Regions from separate parts of the Homo sapiens genome. Here region 2 is linked to region 1. A link is an interaction called in ENCODE POLR2A ChIA-PET data of the cell type or tissue named here. Cell type or tissue: B cell. All regions are shown on one strand. Links, peaks and the distances in the headings refer to the core of each region. The heading gives the core; the rest is flanking DNA.

What was found. Peaks named below come from ENCODE experiments on the same cell type or tissue, not always from the same donor. Only the 100,000 strongest peaks of a DNase experiment are listed, where the experiment ranks them.
Region 2: POLR2A ChIA-PET joins it to region 1 with 7 read pairs; 2 of 35 experiments call an interaction of 5 or more read pairs at or near these places.

Annotation. Positions count from the first base shown.
Region 1 is chr22:40,658,421-40,663,565 of GRCh38, reverse strand. It overlaps LOC124905123 (a long non-coding RNA gene), which reads left to right. Exons shown (of 3, transcript XR_007068110.1): 3 at 2,601-3,973. Among named protein-coding and RNA genes, the nearest start is that of MCHR1, 18 kb to the left of the region's middle. In B cell, for the core only: no CTCF peak of the experiment used is centred there; DNase peaks (open chromatin) are centred at 2,231 and 2,597.
Region 2 is chr22:41,157,678-41,160,504 of GRCh38, reverse strand. EP300 (EP300 lysine acetyltransferase) reads right to left here. Exons shown (of 31, transcript NM_001429.4): 19 at 2,005-2,093. Among named protein-coding and RNA genes, the nearest start is that of EP300-AS1, 38 kb to the left of the region's middle. In B cell, for the core only: no CTCF peak of the experiment used is centred there; no DNase peak of the experiment used is centred there.

The DNA.
Region 1 (5,145 bases), core at 1,057-3,556:
ATTTCAACATTTTTTTTTTTTTGATATGCAGTCTCACTCTGTCACACAAGCTGGAATGCAGTGGCGCAATCTTGGCTCACTGCAGCCTCTGCCTTCCCTGTTCAAGTGATTCTCCTGTCTCGGCCTCCGGAGTAGCTGGATTACAGGCGCCTGCCACCACGCCTGGCTAATTTTTGTATTTTTAGTAGAGACGGGCTTTCACCATATTGGCCAGGCTGGTCTCCTGGCCTCAGGTGATCCTCCTGCCTCAGTCTCCCAATGTGCTGGGATTAGAGGTGTGAGCCACCGCAGCCAGCCAACTTTTTTTTTTTTTTTTTTTTTTTTTAGATAGAGTTTTGCTCTTTTGCCCAGGCTGGAGTGCAGTGGCGTGATCTCGGTTCATTGCAACCTCCGCCTCCTGGGTTCAAGTGATTCTCCTGTCTCAGCCTCCCAAGTAGCTGGGACTACAGGTGCGCACCACCACACCCAGCTAATTTTAGTATTTTTAATAGAGACGGGGTTTTACCATGTTGGCCAGCATGGTCTTGATCTCTTGACCTTGTGATCCCCCTGCCTCAGCCTCCCAAAGTGCTGAGATTATAGGCGTGAGCCACCGCGCCCAGCCTAATTTTTGTATTCTTAGTAGAGATGGGGTTTCACCATGTTTGCCAGGCTAGTCTTGAACTCCTGACCTCAGGTGATCCCCCCGCCTCAGCCTCCCAAAATGCTGGGATTACAGGTATGAGCCACTGCGCCCGGCCTCATTTCAACTTTTTGATCATTGAAAAAAAATCTTAAATTAATAAATAAATTAATAATTAATGAATCCTGCAAAGTATTGCCACCTACCCAGTGCTGCAACTGCAACTTCAAAAGGCCATTCCACCATTCTATTAAGCCAGCTGCTTCAGGATGGTGGGGGACATGGTAGCACCAGCGAATTCCATGAGCATGAGCCCACTACCTTACTTATTTGACTGTCAAGTGGGTTCCTTGGTCAGAAGCAATGCTGTGTAGAATACCATAATGGTGGATAAGACATCCCACAAGCCCACACATGCTAGTTTTGCCAGAAGCATTGCGTGCAGGGCAGGTAAGTCCTTATTCAGAGTAAGTGTGTGTTCCAATAAGGACAAAACCCTACCCCTTCTATGATGGAAGTCGTCCAGCGTAATCAACCTGCCACCACGTAGCTGGCTGACCACACTGGGGAATGGCGTCCTAGTGGGGGCTCCCTGTAGGTCTTGGCTGCTGGCAGATTGGGCACTGAGTGGTGGCCATAGCCAGGTTGACCTTGGTGAGTGGAGCCCATGTTGCTGAGCCCATGCTTAACCTCCATCCCTGTCACCATGGTCACTTTGTTCATGAGCCCACTGGAGAATGACAGGGGTAGCTAGGGAAAGGGGCTGACTGGTATCCACAGAATGGTTCATCCTATGCACTTGATTATTAAAATTCTCCTCTGCTGAGGGCACCCTTTAGTGAGCATTCACATGGGACACAAATATCTTCACATCTTCGGCCCACTCCGAGCAGTCTATCCACATACATCTTTCCCAAATTTCTTTGCCACCAATTTTCCAATCATGTTTCTTCCAAGTCCCTCACCACCCGCCAATCCATGGACTACAGCCCATGAATCAGTATATAATTGCACATCTGGCTGTTTCTCCTTCCAAGCAAAGTGCCAGCCCAGCAGGAAGCTTCAGAGGAAAGCAGTCCAACATTAGGCAGAAATGGCTGGGCCCTGTACCACAGCTCTGCCTAGTCAGTGACTGGGAACCACCCCAAGAAGAGTGCAATCCCAGTTTAAAAGCTGAGGCAAGGTTCCTCCAAAAACTAAATACAGAATTACCATACTAGGCCGGGCGTGGTGGCTCACGTCTATAATCCCAGGACTTTGGGAGGCTGAGGCGGGAGGGTCACCTGAGGTCAGGAGTTTGAGACCAGCCTGGCCAACATGGTGAAACGCTGTCTCTACTAAAAATACAAAAATTAGCCAGGTGTGGTGGTGGGCACCTGTAATCCCAGCTACTGAGGAGGCTGAGGCAGGATAATTGCTTGAACCTGGAAGGCAGAGGTTGCAGTGAGCCGAGATCAGGCCACTGCACTCCATCCTGGGCAACAGAGCGAGACTCCCTCTCAAAAAAGAGGAAACAAAAATCAAAGGTCTGGTATTAATCTTTTCATTGTGTATAGTTCCCTGGTAGATGGTCTCAGATACTCCTGGGGAAGGCTAGAGGCAGATTCCCAGCCCGTACTTGTGGAATTGCAGGGTCCTTTCTTGCAGGTATCCAGCTTTTACTTCTTCCAGGACTTCTGGAACAAGGGCTGACTCAGGTTTGGAAATTGGGTGAGAGACTGTGCTCTCAATCACGGTGGCTAAAGTCAGATCTCTGTTGACCAAGCCTGAAGTTTTTCACGTACACACATCAAGTAGCAACTTAGTGGATGTGCTGTTTATATATTTTGGTTCCACAGACTCCATGGTCAATTAGCCAAATCAATCTCTGCAGATCAGACCATCTGGGTAACTCCACTGGCCCTGCCTATTACAATAACCACATTCACTCTCCTCCAGAAATTAAGTAAGTGCTGCAACTTGCTTTCTATCACTGCAGGCTCTACACATCCCCAGTGAAATGAGGAAGCCCACTTCAGCTGCTGCCGTCCCCGCTGGCAGCTCTCACCAGGGACTGTTCAGAGGCACCGGTATTTCCCTTCCCAGTGAATTTCTCAAAGTCTTGGTTTTCTGGGGGATCAACTTATGAGCAACCAAAAAAAATACAATGTTTACTACAAACTCTGTTAAGGGGTTATTTATTTTGAAAGCAACTGGGAGCCACTAAAATGTTTTTTGTGTTTTTTTAGATGGGGTCTTGCTCTGTTGCCCAGGATGGAGTGCAGTGGCACGATCTCGGCTCACTCCAACGTCTGCCTCCCAGGTTCAAGCCATTCTCCTGCCTCAGTCCCACCCCAGCTCCCTGTCCCTAGTGGCTGGGACTACAGACGTACGCCGTTTCATTCTGAAATGTGTCTCCCGGTCTCGGAGGTGGGGCCTGCTGGGAGGTGATCGGATCATGGCGGCAGATCCCTTATGAATGGTTTAGCACTATCCCCTTGGTGATGAGTGACTTCTCACTCAGTTACTTCACATGAGAGCTGCTTGTTTAAAAGTCTGGGACCTTGGCCAGGTGCGGTGGCTCACACTTGTAATCCTAGCATTTTGGGAAGACGAGGTGGGCGGATTGCCTAAGCTCAGGAGTTCGAGATCACCCTGGGCAACATGGTGAAACCCCATCTCTATTAAAATACAAAAAATTAGGCTGGGCGCAGTGGCTCACACCTGTAATCCCAGCACATTGGGAGGCCGAGACGGGTGGAACACAAGGTCAGGAGATCGAGACCATCTTGGCTAACATGGTGAAACCCTGTCTCTACTAAAAAGCACAAAAAATTAGCCGGGCATGGTGGCAGGCGCCTGTAGTCCCAGCTACTCAGGAAGCTGAGGCAGGAGAATCACTTGAACCTGGGAGGTAGAGCTTGCAGTGAGCCAAGATCACGCTACTGCACTCCAGCCTGGGTGACCGTGCAAGACTCCATCTCATAAATAAATAAATAAATAAATACAAAAAATCAGCTGGGTGTGATGGCACACACCTATAGTCCCAGCTACTCGGGAGGCTAAGGCAGGAGAATCACTTGAACCCAAGAGGCGGAGGTTGCAGTGAGTCAAGATCGCGCCACTGCACTCCAGCCTGAGCGACAGAGTGTGACTCTGTCTCCAAAAAAAAAAAAAAAAAAAAAAGTCTGGGACCTCCTCCCTCTCTCTTGCTCCCACTCTTGCCATGTGACGTGCCTGCTCCCCCTTTACCTTCTGCCATGATTGCAAGCTTTCTGAGGCCTCAGCAGAAACCAAGCAGATATCAGCAACATACTTCCTCTACAGCCTGCAGAACCATGAGCCAATTAAACCTCTTTTCTTTATAAATTACCCAGTCTCAGTTATTCCTTAACAGCAACACAAAAACAGCCTAACACATAAACCAAAAGCAACGCTGAAACTCCTGGGCAACTGAAGCGATTAATAATATCATCACGGCCTTGAAAAATTCTGGGGTGGTGATTTTATCAATTTCCCCTTCATTCTTCAGTTTGGCCAGTGAAGATGGCAGATGGGTCTCTGAGAGAATGACAGTGAATTACCATAAACTTAATTATGTGACAACGCCAACTGCAGCTGCTGTTTCAGATATGTTCTCATTGCGGGAGAAAATAAACACAGTCTCCCACACCTGGTATGCAGTTACTGAGCTGACAAATGCTATTTCTCTATTTCAAGAAGAAGAGGTCAGACACCCTGCTTTCATGCATCAGAGTCATCAATACACCTTTACCATCTTGCCTCGGGACTCCATTAACTCTTCTGCCAGTTCTCCAAACCTCAGACTTTAGCACATCCTCATTACACAAAACACAATGCTATTCCACTCTACTGACAACATTATGCTCCTAGGGCCTGGGAAGCAGAAAAGTGTAGGTATCCTAAATGTGACAGAAATGTCATGAAAACACAAAGGCCCAATTTCTCAGTAAAGGTTTTGGGGTCCAGTGTTCTGAACACGTCCCGATTTATCCTACAAAGTAAAGAACAGGCGGGGTGTGGTGGCTCACGCCTGTAATTCCAAATCTTTGGGAGGCCGAGTTGAGAGGATCACTTGAGCCTGGCAGTTCAAGACCAGCGTGGGCAACATAGTAAGACCTTGTCTCTACGAAAAATAAAAAATTAGCCGGGCATATGGTGGTGCATGCCTGTGGTCCCAGTTACTCAGAGGGCTGAGGTGAGGAGGACTGTTTGAGCTTGGGAGGTTGAGGCTGCAGTGAGCCATGATCATGCCACTGCCACTCCAGCTTGGATGACAGAGCAAGACTCTGTCTCCAAAAAAAAAAAAAAGTAAAGAACAGTTTACCTTACGTTACACCCACTACCACAAAAGAGGTGTGATTAGCCAGGTGCAGTGGCACACACCTGGGCACCAGCCCAGGAATTCGAGGCCTCAGTGTGCTATGATCACGCCTGTGAATCACACTACACTCCAGCCTGGGCATATAGCAAGATCCCATTCCTTAACAATTAAAAAGAGAGAGAGAGAGAGAAGTGATATT
Region 2 (2,827 bases), core at 249-2,748, 500 kb before region 1:
CATTCAATGATGCAGATATATGGGCCCCACAGTTTGGGTTTTGGTTTTTTTGTTTGTTTTTTTGTTTTTTTTTGTTTTTTTTTTTGCAATCAAAGCCAAGTGCAGACAACGACAAGCATGAGGGAGAAAAAAAAACACAAAACAAACGAAGAAATGAGGGATTGCAAGACAACAAAAAACATAAAAGCAAGACAGAACAACACAAAGCAGAAAGCCAAGGCAAAGCACAGATTAGCATTAAATATCTCAAATGGGATCACAAGTAGCAAATGATTACTGCAAATAAAAGCAAATGTTTCAATTACACAGACCCATATCCTTTCATTTCAGCAATTAACGCTATGTGATGTAAATAATCAAAAGGAGGAAGAAGGATAAATATACCAGGGAGAGAAGAACTGCTACTCATTACCTAAATACAGGAATCACACCTCTTCCCACTTACAAAACAAAAAACCACAGACCCCCACCCCCCACCCCAAAAGCCCACTATAGATACAACTGCAGAAAACAATAATCTAAAACAACCATTGCCAGGCGTGGTGGCTCATACCTATAATCCTAGCACTTTGGAAGGCTGAGAGGGTGGATCATCTGAGGTCAGGAGATCGAGACCAGCCTGGCCAACATGCTGAAACCCTGTCTCTACTAAAAATACAAAAATAAGCAAGGCATGGTGGCACACACCTGTAATCCCAACTATTTGGAAGGCTGAGGCAGGAGAATCGCTTGAACCCGGGAGGCAGAGGTTGCAGTGAGCTAAGATTGCGCCACTGCACTCCAGCCTGAGTGACAGAGTGAGACCCTGTCTCAACAAAGAAAGAAAAAAAACTGTTTATTGAAAAGCCTGCACAAGCAGTTAAATACTGACTACAGCCATCAAGTGATACATTTCAAAAGGAAATGATGTGTGCAGGTACCTGATTAAAGATGGCTTGGTGCAAAGATAAACACTTTAGACTACTGTTTTAGTAAACATGAGAAAAGTTTCATGTCCAGTTACTTGCTTTTTTAAACATAAGGTACTTATAACAACTTGAGTCCCACCTTTTCTAGGTTTCAAATGAGTAAAGAGCTAGATTTTTACTCACTGCAAAATCAAAGCATTAGGTCTACAAAGCATTAGAAGCACGCCTAACTTTTTGTAAATAAAAGAAAAAGTTTAAGTGACTTTTCAAAGCTAGAAATGCATCTGCAACACACAAGTTCAGCAAAAACCAACACCATGGATTTGGTATTAACAAACAAATAAAGGGTATTAATATCATCCAGCCTTGTTATTATTGTATCAGAGCCCCAAATAAACACCCAATGCAAGCTATACTTGTAGCTGATCACTGAAAACAGGAGACAAATTGTGGTTAAGATAGATTAGTGAATGAGATTTATGTGATTACAGCCATTGATTGGGCAGGAGAAAATTAGGCAGAGGTGCCTCGTTTATTAGACTCAAATCATCCTCTGTCACATACAAGGCTGGGTTGGGAAAAGTAAGGTACAGAGAGCTATGTGAGGTTTTCCTTTTAATTTGCTTAATATGAGGCAAAGAAAAGACTCCAGAATCCTGTTTTCATATATTCTAATAACAACTACTTAGGGATAGGCCTCATCTAAAAAGGAAATATTTCCAAAAAGCTGTCTAGCGAGTTTCAGTTAAAAGTTTAAAAATCTTCTCAGTTTTGCCTCAGGCTGTGGTGATCAACAAACACACAGTAGAAAGAGAAGTGGGGCCTGGGATATAGACCCATCTAGGCCAACAACTCACAAAGTTGCTTAACTTCTCAAGCTCTTGGGAGGAACCCAGGTAACTGATGCAAGGCTACTCTGATAGAAAATTTTATTGTTCTGCAAACAAAGGCAGAAGGCAAAAAACAGAACTTGTGCTATACAGCTGTCTTCAAGCAAGATACACATGAACCATGACTGTATGTGTGCTGGCCCATCCGCATGCACTCCCTGGACATGTGGACACATGGACCATGGTCCACACCTGGCCAAGCTTACCTGTTCTGGTAACTGTAATAAGTGGCATCACGAGGTATTGTGCACAACTGTTTGCCGTAGCAACACAGTGTCTGTGGAGAGAACTCCAACTGCAAAAGAAACCATTTGTTAAAAAGCACAGAGGCCTTAAGGACAAGCTAGAACAGTAAGAATGGCAAGTCAGAAACAGAAGTCAGTGGTGTCTTAGTTCTCATTTATGTTAATAATGATGGGCTAATTCAGTTCCTGAAAATCATTCTCAGTTTACTACCACATTATTTCAAAACGCTGAGGTAGGCTTAGCAGTCATATCCTTCCATCACTTTACCAAAGAACCTAACAGGAATAGCTGGGCAGGGTGGCACATGCCTGCAGTGCTCAGAAGCTGAGGTGGGAAGACTGCGTGAGCCCAAGAGTTCCAGACCAGCTTAGGCAACACAGCAAGACCATAGTCTTATTTTAAAAACAAAAAACCAATAATGTGAATTGGTATGTACAGGAAAGCCAGCACATGCTGAGGAATCTGCACCCACAGGTGAATATAAGAATGCCCCTACTCCAGATGAGTTAACAGTCTGTTGATTATTTAATTAGTCAACTTTTCCATACAATTGCCACTCTGAAAAAATGCCTTTAAAGAAAGCCCATTTCATATTAAGAGATATTACTACTGTGGCACACAGTAAGAGAAAGACTGTGTTGGCTGGGAGAGGTGGCTCATGACTGTAATTCCAGCACTTTGGGAGGCCGAGGCAGGAGGACTGCTTGAGCCCAGGAGTTCAAGACTAGCCTGAGCAACATCATGAGACCCTGTTTCTACAAAACAAATTTAAAAAATCAGCCA